2 separate regions of the Homo sapiens genome follow, and region 1 is linked to region 2. The links are chromatin contacts, found by Hi-C or POLR2A ChIA-PET in ENCODE. All regions are on one chromosome and are shown on one strand. The core of a region is the stretch at or near the end of the contact, and the rest is flanking DNA. Distances in the headings are between cores, read along the strand shown.

Region 1 (4,769 bases), core at 1,764-4,263, 600 kb after region 2:
AGCTCACCATTTAACTATTCCAGACAATTTGCAATTGCAGTCTGTGACAAAGCCACAGTTTTAACAATATTTCACAATCCTCATTTTATGACTGTGATTTTTTTAATGTAAACATCACCCTCTGTGAAATTGTTTTGTTTTTTTTTAAATTTTTTTCCAGATATTAGTAACAGAGAAATGACTTATATACTATATGTTGGCTAATAAATTATATTCCTTCACAGTAAGTAAGTTCTAGCTGACTTTGATTTATGAAGACAACATTGACTTAGAAGAAAAATATTTTTGTTAATTTGATAAAATGTATCAAAACTGTTCTGTAGTACTTCATTTGCACTAGCAAAGCTATGAACTTAGCTTGAGACATGGCATGGCATTTGTGTATGGCCACAAGGAGACATTGTGTCTTGTCTTTGCAGTACAAAACTGCACACAATCTTGTTTGTGAAAATTGTGCCCAGGAATAATTATTTAGGTTTTTTTGTTTGTTTGTTTTTTGTTTTGTGACAGAGTCTCACTCTCTTGCTCAGACTAGAGTGCAGTGGTGCTATCTTGGCTCACTGAAACCTCTGCCTTTCCTCAACCTCCACCTCCCAGGCTCCAGTGATTCTCCTGCCTCAGCCTCCCAAGTAGCTGAGATTACAGGTGTGCACCACCATGCCTGGCTGATTTTTTTTTTTTTTTTTTGTATTTTTAGTAGAGACAGGGTTTCACCATGTTGGCCAGGCTGGTCTCAAACTCCTGACCTCAAATAATCCACCCACCTCAGCATCCCAAAATTATGTAGTATTTTGAACATCCTTTCCTGTGCAGCCAGAGGTTTCTAATGATAATTGTTAAATAAACAGATCATTAGGTTAAGATTAAGACTGTCAATACAGGCTTAGTCTGCTAAATTAACAGTGTTTGATAGAATGGGACCCATGCCTTCTGCAGTGGTTAGCAAATATTGAATTTGTAAGATTCCATCATTACCTTGTTTTTCATGTTACTGAGTAATAAAGTGAGGCCTAAGTGAATATATGGTTTACTAAATTGATTTCAGACATTAGAGAAAATGCAAAATAGTAAAATAAACATTCTTTAACATGAAAAAAAGTGAGCTTAGTCACTCTGTGTCCTTTCAGTGTCCTTCTTAAAGATTTAGCTTTTCTAGACCCTTTTAAAAGAATACAACTTTTAACACTAAAAAGTATGTTCTTTAAAAAAACTTTTGGAAAATAGAAATGAATTATAAACTTTTCCAAAATTTTGGCTGATTTCCTTAGGATTAATTCCCAAAAAAAGAGAATATGTAAGTCTAAATTGTGAATACTTTAAAGTACTTTTTATTGATTTTCAATTGCTGTATAGAAAGAACCTGAATATATACTAAGTACTAAAATGTCTCTTCCTCCTGTAGAAGTACCTTGTCTCTTACGTTTAGTAATGGAAACAAATGTGATGAATTGCTAAAGGCCTTTTTCCATGATGGCACTCTATTCATAGAAGTTTATATGGCATTTCAAAAGCTCTAGTCTAAACAAATATTGACATAATTTTGGAATCAACTCTCCCCAAGAAGCAGTCATGTAGAAAAGAATATGGATTTTTTTCTTACCCTCCAGAGTATGGAAGTGATCCCCTAAAGAGGACATTCCTGGAATGCTAGACAAACTCAACGTAAGGAACCACATTCTAATGTTTTTGGACTCACCACCTATGCAATGAGCTGACTGCTAGACTTACATCAGGAGTGTTGTGTCTCTGGAAATGTCCAGAGAGAGGTTGGATGACCAATGCTTGGGAAGATTTTTAAAGGTGCTCTAGTTCCAGTTGGGTAATCCAACTAGACATAATGTAAAGTTGCTTCATGCTGGCGCCATGATGTAAACCTCATATCCAGCACATGCAAGCAATTAAATAACTGGAAACTATTACATTTCCAAAGAGATGGTAAACTAAATTTTAATCCATTATTTCAACCTTCTGCTTCATTAATGCCCTTTGAATGAACTACTAAAAGTAACAGAACAGTAGTTTGGGAATTTTCTTTTGTTTTTGTTTTTGATAGCTTGAGTTTATCTGCTTCCTCCTTGGGCCTCTCCCTACTTCATACTGGACATGCCAATGTCTCAAAAGAGACAGGAGAAGAAGAAAACACCTACCTAAATTCAATAATGGATTAGGAATTGGGATGCAAAGGCAAAATGATTTGAGAACTTAAGGAAGTTTTACAGAGACAAGGCAAGGTATCTAAGACATTTTAACAAAGCCATGGCACACTTACTGATCTTGGAATTGGACTCTGCCATCCATCCTGTCCCTTCCCATACCAGCACACCAGTCCCCATTTCTGTTGACTTTTTCCCCTATTCTTCTCCTTTACAATTTGCCCAAGCTGGGAAATGTGGCTCTCATATGACAACATGAAAAATTCTCAAAGGAATGTTGAATATTTACTTTAACGATAAGAACTTGATTAGAAGAAAGAGGCAATTAAGAAATACTGTTCTCTTTGAACAAATTCAAGAAATATTTTGAGACACAAAGGGGCTGAGGCATTTCTGTGTATCCTTATGAGAAAAAATCAATAGAAATCGAGTATGATAGATTTTGAATACACCCCTCAGGACATAGGAAGGTTTACGTGGATATTGCAGCGTATTGGAAATGGACTACATGTTCTGTGACTAAGTTGGGGAAGTAGGTCAATCCATTAGATATTACAATTACATGATGCAATAGGAAAAGCACAGCTATTGAATTTTAGCTGCTATAATCCCAGCTAGGACTCGACAACCCGCAGTTGTTCTACAATTACGATAATCTTTCAGGTGGACTTCATACATGAACTGAAGAAATTCTTTTGAAAATAACTTTTAAAAGGGAGAACATTTCCCCCGCACACATTTTCTAGTCTGCTTGGCCGTCCCCTCTGGGCTCAGTAAAAGAAACTCATGCAGTGCAAGTATGTTTAGCAATTGGGCCTGTTCCCAGGTTGTGAGACGTTTAGCAAAAATCCAGAGTTATTATTAGATCTAAATGGAGGCTTTTGTCAAAAGGCCTCTTGAATTGTTAGGAAATCAGAGTGCAAATTGATAATGACACACAACACGTCTCTGCCCTGGCAGCTCCCCGAAGGCTGCTGAGATACCCCAGAAAGAAGTTCCATAGCCTCACGCCAACAGCATGTTGCCCAATACTTGTCCTTCTCCTAAGTCAGCCTGACAACTGCATTCTTCTCTTTTTTATAAGAGGCAAAACGAGATGGATTAAAGAGGATGTTTGAACTGAGACTATTAATTTCCTTGCAGTGTGTTTTCAAGTCAGATTCCTTTAGAAGAGTCTTTTGTGGTTTCATAAAATTACAACTTTGGCTATTCAGCTGCCTTTTCCAAAGCACAAATTTGGCTTCTAAAGAAAATGTACTGCATATCAAGAAAGGAAAGGAATGAGTATGTGGTTATCTTAAATATACTCATTTTATATAATAGCTCCTTTATGCAAAGAAACAATTACAGTATTAACTACTTATTAATTTAAAAATCGTAAAACATAGTCTTCCTAAAACGTATACGTTTTCTTTGATATATATTTTTTAATTAATAAAAAAGTTTTTCCTTTAGCAATATTTAAATGCTTAAATATGCTTTTTTTCTATCAGGTTTAAAGATATAAATTTCTCTTCTTTTTCTAAGGCTATTACAATATTTTTAATGTTTCAGGGATTAGGTGAGAGACCACTTCCTGAGCAAAGTGCATGTGTGTGATATCTTCAGGGAAATTGGAGAATGAATTGCTCCACCTCCTTGTCTTAATACTCCTGGCCCCATTAGCTTTCTTTGGATGTGCCCTATGGCCATGCACGTGGGAATAGGGCTCACTAAATGGCAAAGTAATTTCAGATTCTTTGTTGGTCCCACTTCTGTGGTCCAAGCACAGTACCTCCCACATGGCAGGAAGTCTATTTTACGTAATGAACCATTAAACATAATCCCCGGAAAAGGGGAGATCCTTACTTTTCACTGCTCTGCAGGTTTGACCAACTTTTAGTTAGTTTGAACTGATAGAAAACTGAACCCAATTTACTTGCCAATGAAGAAAGACAACTTGGATATGTGGAGTCACATCAAACGTTTGGGGATGAACTTCGGGCACATAAGGACACAGTGAGATTTTAAAGGGTGCTTACTAGCTGTCCACAAACCTCAGCTGTAGTTCCAGTGCTACGTGTGGTTGATCCATCACTTTCCTCCATTGGGCTTTTTCTGCTCTTACTGAGATCAATGGTTCTCAAACATCACTATGCATCAGAACCACCACTGGAGATTTTTAAAACACCTATTCCCTGGTCCCACCTCAGACTAATTAATTCAGAATATCCAGTGTGTGTGGCCCGTCTGTGTATTTAATTTTAATTTGATTTTATTTTAAGTACAAGGGTACCTGTGCAGGATGTAGAGGTTTGTTACATAGGTATATGTGTGCCATGATGGTTTATTGCACCTGTCAACCCATCACCTAGGTATGAAGCCCGGCATACACTAGCTAATTTTTCTGATATTGTTCTCTCACGCCACCTTCCACTGACAGATCCCAGTGTGTGTTGTCCCCTCCCTGTGTCCATGTGTTCTCATTGTTCGGCTTCCTTTTATAAGTGAGCACATGTGGTTTTTGGTTTTCTGTTCCTGCATTAGTTTGCAGAGGATAATGGCTTCCAGCTTCATTCATGTCCCTGCAAAGGACATAATCTCTTTCCTTTTTATGACTGCATAGTATTCTATGGT
Region 2 (4,941 bases), core at 1,389-3,888:
TAAAAACAAAGACCGTGAAAAACCAAAGCTATAAAAGTATGTGAATCATCAACCCAGAAATCATGCCTCAAGGCACGCCTGACAGCATGTTCGTTCCCGGATGCTTTTCCTTCACAAATTATGGAGGCTGCCGACATCCTTCTGGGGAAAGGATTATCTGATTCCGCAGGCAGTTAAGAATAACATGTAAATGTCATTTAGATGAGCTATTTCTACATGGATCAAAAGACACACTCAAGTTACCAACTATGATAGCCAAACCCTTTATTTCAATAAAATCAGAGCAAACCCACAAAACTCTCCCAACTGAATTAGCACCATTGTGGTGTGGGAGGCATTCAGACATTCCTTCCAGGTTAGTAGACTATTTGCAATTCAGCTGTTTTACTGATGTGCATGTTATATAACTGCCACCAGCCATGGGGGAAGCTAGAATCCAAGGCGTCTCAAAATTTTCCACTGTGTACTCAAAGCCAACAGGAGAGAGTGAATGAATACTCCCTTGCTTTATGGTGACATAGCTAAAACTGTCTTTCCAGTAAATACCAGAGTGAGAGGCAATGTAACATAGTGGTTATATTTATGGGTTCTGGGGTAGAGTGTCTTGGATTTGAATCCCTATACGTTTGGGAGCTGCGTGTCTTGGATAACTTCTGTTGCCTCTCTCAGTTTGGATTCTTGTTGGCTTCAACGATTTTATCTTCCTTATTGAGTTACTCTGAAGGTTAAGTTAATAGATGTTAATCCTTAATATATGTTAAGTTCCTCTATTTAAGGGCTCCATAAATGTAAGCTATTGTTTTAAAACAAAACTGTAAGCTCTATGCCTTGTTTTAATTCAGGCAATGTTGCATTTTGCTGTCTCTGTGTCTCTAATACAAAATAATGTTTCCCTCCAAATTTCCAGTAGAATTGACCCTCCCAGGAGAGGTACCATATTTGTGCCTGGATTTGCATAAAACCAGGTTCACTGCCACAGATTCCAAGACTGACCTCACCCTAATGTGAGAAGCACAGTCAGACTGAAGAGAAGGCAGAGATGCTTCCCTACCAAGGCTCCTTGGAGATTTATTGTTGTTTATTTTCTAGATAACTGAGTAAAAACCAATTTTTGTAGGTAATGTTACCATGGAATGGATTACCTAGTTGCTGTAGTTTAATGGGTAATGTCTAGAAAAATATATGTCTCAAAGCTTTGTTGTTTCTAAGGAACTTCACTGGTGACTTTACTTAGTAAGTCAGCACTATGTAGTACAACGGTCACTGTCCAGATCTGGAGATGAAGTAGGTGGAGGGAATTGTGGTGTATGTTGCTTATTACTGTCAAAGAACACTGGCTTCAGAGTCAGGAAACCCGGGGTCTAGGCCTGCCTTTCTCTTGACTTATTCTGTCATTTTGCACTTAGGATTCAAATGCAGGTGCATTGATTCTAGAGCTCATAACCTTGGCTGTTTCTTTATACATCTGATTAAAAGGCTGTGACTACACTGCACATGTCTTTTCTGAGCTTGTGATAGGCCTGCTTATCTCTGCTGGTTTTTACTTTTAAGAAGCCACTGGATTGTTATACAATCAGTAAACATGCATGCTCTCCGTAAATCAATCTGGATCTGCATCTGATCTTTTTCCCAATCACTGGTCGCGCATTTCTGACTGTGTATTAGAAACTCAGTTCCCCATTTGACCTTGTGTTTTCCCACCAGTGGTCACATCTCATGTATGTGACTTCCCCTGTGACTGGCACCTGGCAGGGCCATGGTAAAATTGGTTTATTACCCAAATGCATGAAATCATAAGTCTCTGTACCACTTAAATGAAATGACAATTCTAAATACAAATTTAATTCGTTTGTACTCAAGGAACAATGCCATTTCTATGAACAAGACTAAAAATAAACTGTGAAATGATCTTTATCAGTCAAGAATAAACAAAACAAAACATTGACTACAATCACATCGCTCCAGCGCCAGCGTCATCATTTCAACATCTATTTGGCTTCTTTGCTTCTAGTAACTGTGTGGCTACAATTTATGGTTGTAAATATGGATGAAAGAAAGCATGAAGAGTTTAGAACATAATTGAATTTAAAATGTTCCTTCTGGAAATGTCTGGTCCAAGGACTTAGGATCCAACCTGAGTTCTTTGCATGGGAGATTTGGGGGAATTTGCAAAAAAAAAAAAAAAAAAGAAAAAAGAAAAATACTGATTCGTGACTCAAGGAAAGGGGGCTTATTGATGACTCAATTTTTTTCCTGAAATCAAACTTCTCTTACAAGATGGCATTTGAGTACATTAAAGGTAAATAGCACGGAAACATATGGTTTGAATTTCCCATGAAATGTGAAAGTTTTGATATTAAGGGAGCACATACTTCAGAAAGATAATTTGGCCTCTGCTAAAACCAGAACATTTAAGAAATCCTTCTAGAGACTTTGCCAAAACCCAGGGCCATTGGACTGTTTTTGCCTAGCAGCTTCCACTTCAGCCAGTACCCCTAGTGACCCGGCCAAGTGAAACAGAGAACTCAGCATCTTCTGAGGGGATGTCTGCCAATCTCAACCCTGGTGATATGTTCAAGGGCTTCCAGCTCATCCTGTGAGCCAAGAGAACAATTTGAAAACGCTGGAGTCTCTTAGCATATCTGCTTCGGGTTACTTTGAGAGACAGTGTGTGGGAGCTGCCAGGCTGAGAACAGGATCCATGCTGGAAACTATTTGCAAAAGCCCCACTTCCTTCTGCCAGGCCAGCTTCTCCGCAACCCAGACAGTCTGTGCGAGAACAAAAAAACAAGGACTATTGTCAAATTAATAGCACTCCCTAAAAAAGTATGGCAGGTGGTGAGATTCTTGGCCATTGAGTTCCAGCCAAAACATTTCACATTTTTTTCTCCTGAGGGAGGCACTGGGAGCTTGCTGTGAGTCAGAAGTGTGGGGGCTGCAGCAGAGAGTGGCCGCTTGAGCATCTTGCCTGTTCCTGATGAGAATTAGTCAATTCTTGGAAAGAGGGAAGAGCTCGCCTTGCTCTGCTACCCACTTCCAGATTCTCTGCTCAGCCTTGGGTTGGAGAGTGAGTAATCTAATGTGATTCTGTTTATTCCACTCAATACATATACATTGACTGAGTTATTTATTCAGCATCAGGCTCAATGCTAGGTCCTGGGAAGATAGAAATATATTGGACTCACTATTTTCCCTCAGAGGACTTATGAAACAGTGCAAAATTCCTCTGAATATGTTACAGAACATTCATCCTTGGGGATGAACCATCAAAACTATGCCATGTGCAAAAGTTTTAGAAAACGTTGAATTCCCTCTCATTCTTCATGGATATACACAATGTAATCTCCATGAAGATTCAATGTATCTCCACACTGAAAAGCTCTGTCTTTCAGAAAAGCAACTAGCTTAACAGCTTTCTCAAATTTTTAATGAGTAATACTCTCCCCTAAACACACACACACATTTTTCTCACATGGCTATTACCCACAGCAACTTTAGGAAATAACAGCCCAGTACAAAGAGCCAAACTTATCCTTTCGGGAGACAAAGACGATATTTAAAGATAACCACAAAGTATGGAGTTAGCACAGAGGACAGTGGTAGAAAATCAGAAGACTCTATTGAAGAGATGGGATTCTAAGTAGGTTTTGATAGAAGAATGAAGTTTTTCAGATAGAAAACACAGGGATGACCCTTCCAGGCAAAGAGAAAGTCATGTGCAAGGACATGTTGTTTTCCCGAATGAAGCTCTCTCCCATTTGTAGGAAAGTGGATGGGAGGACAGCAGAGGGAATGCCGAGAAAGGCTAGAACCAGATCTCAAGCTTGTTAGATGCCATACCACTGTTTTCAGCTGTAGGTAAATATTAAAATATGGAAAGACAGCTTTCTTTCTCCTAGTTCAAGTACCTGGTGTTTAACCCAATGTACCTTCTTCATGCATTGTGTGATGTGCTCTTTTCTACTGCATTCAATCAAAGCCATCAAGCCCAATTTTCTATAAAATGAAGGCCTCTGAAGAAAGGGAAGAATGGCTCTGCTGTTCGGGAGCACTCACCCAGGAGGTACCTAGGTGCCTGGGACTGTGCAAACAAACTTGAGAGATGTGTTTATGCAGGGAAAAGTTGAGGTAACTCAATGGCCTATATTATGATGGGAATGCTGAGGAATGAGGCAGATTGGGGTTGAGATTCCAATGGGTGAGCTGGAAATTGTCTGGGAAGGAATGAAACCCACATGGTAATCCTGAACTAAGCAAAATTTGGTGGCTGTTTGCCCTATCAGGCACAAGGTCCTCTAGAAAGTGCAGGAGTCAGGGAGACTGGGGTCTCGTTCCAGCTGAACACAACTTGCTGTGCAAATCATGGGCAGATGGCTTTCCCTGTAAAGTGAAATGGATTAGACCATGAAACTCAAAGAACATTTCAGCTCCAATATACTATAATCTATCCATTGTCAGCAAATGCTCAACATTAAGTTAAAAATTAAAACAAATTATGTTCAAATGTATACATTCGAAAGATCAGTGAAAAAGGGAATATTAGACAGCTACAATGTGCTAGACACCATGCTATGTTCTTAATTCACCCATATGTCAACTGTGTAAAAGTTTCTTTCATCCCTATTTTGCATATGAGTGGATGAAGGCTCAGAAAAGTTTTCCGAAGTTCTCTCAACTCCCAAATGAGAGAGGCAGGGTTTGGTAGCAAGTCAGTGTGGGTGCAAAGCCCCTGCTCCTTTTTTTTTCCATTACAGCATCCATCATCCTGAAACAAAGTTTATTAAGCACTTTGGAGTGGACTGAGGAGCAGAGTGGTCTGCCTTCCAAAGTCAAGAGGATGCTGTTAATGGAACAGGGGACAAATGGAAAATGCCAAGGCTAAGTGTTTCCTAATGGAGTTTCTTGGCATAGAAGTGTGGCATCATACAGAGGCTGCTCTGC

The links. A loop is a pair of places that touch in the nucleus more often than their neighbours do. ChIA-PET counts read pairs that join two places held with the same protein, here RNA polymerase II (POLR2A). Pooled maps may share reads with other maps.
Region 1: a map of aorta shows a loop between it and region 2 (2.9-fold over the local background). The contact joins two enhancer-like sites. A Hi-C loop is called at or near these places in 1 of 168 maps with a recorded cell type or tissue (aorta) and 5 of 50 pooled maps. POLR2A ChIA-PET finds 5 or more read pairs at or near these places in 1 of 52 experiments (activated T-cell).

What each region holds. Positions count from the first base shown.
Region 1 is chr2:12,915,963-12,920,731 of GRCh38, forward strand. No RefSeq gene overlaps it. Among named protein-coding and RNA genes, the nearest start is that of MIR3125, 180 kb to the left of the region's middle. Within about 2 kb of position 3,014, at least 16 of the 41 ENCODE cell types and tissues checked have a DNase peak (open chromatin) inside an H3K27ac peak, as active enhancers do.
Region 2 is chr2:12,318,568-12,323,508 of GRCh38, forward strand. All of the region lies in intron 4 of MIR3681HG (MIR3681 host gene), which reads left to right. Among named protein-coding and RNA genes, the nearest start is that of MIR3681, 120 kb to the left of the region's middle. Within about 2 kb of position 2,639, at least 10 of the 41 ENCODE cell types and tissues checked have a DNase peak (open chromatin) inside an H3K27ac peak, as active enhancers do.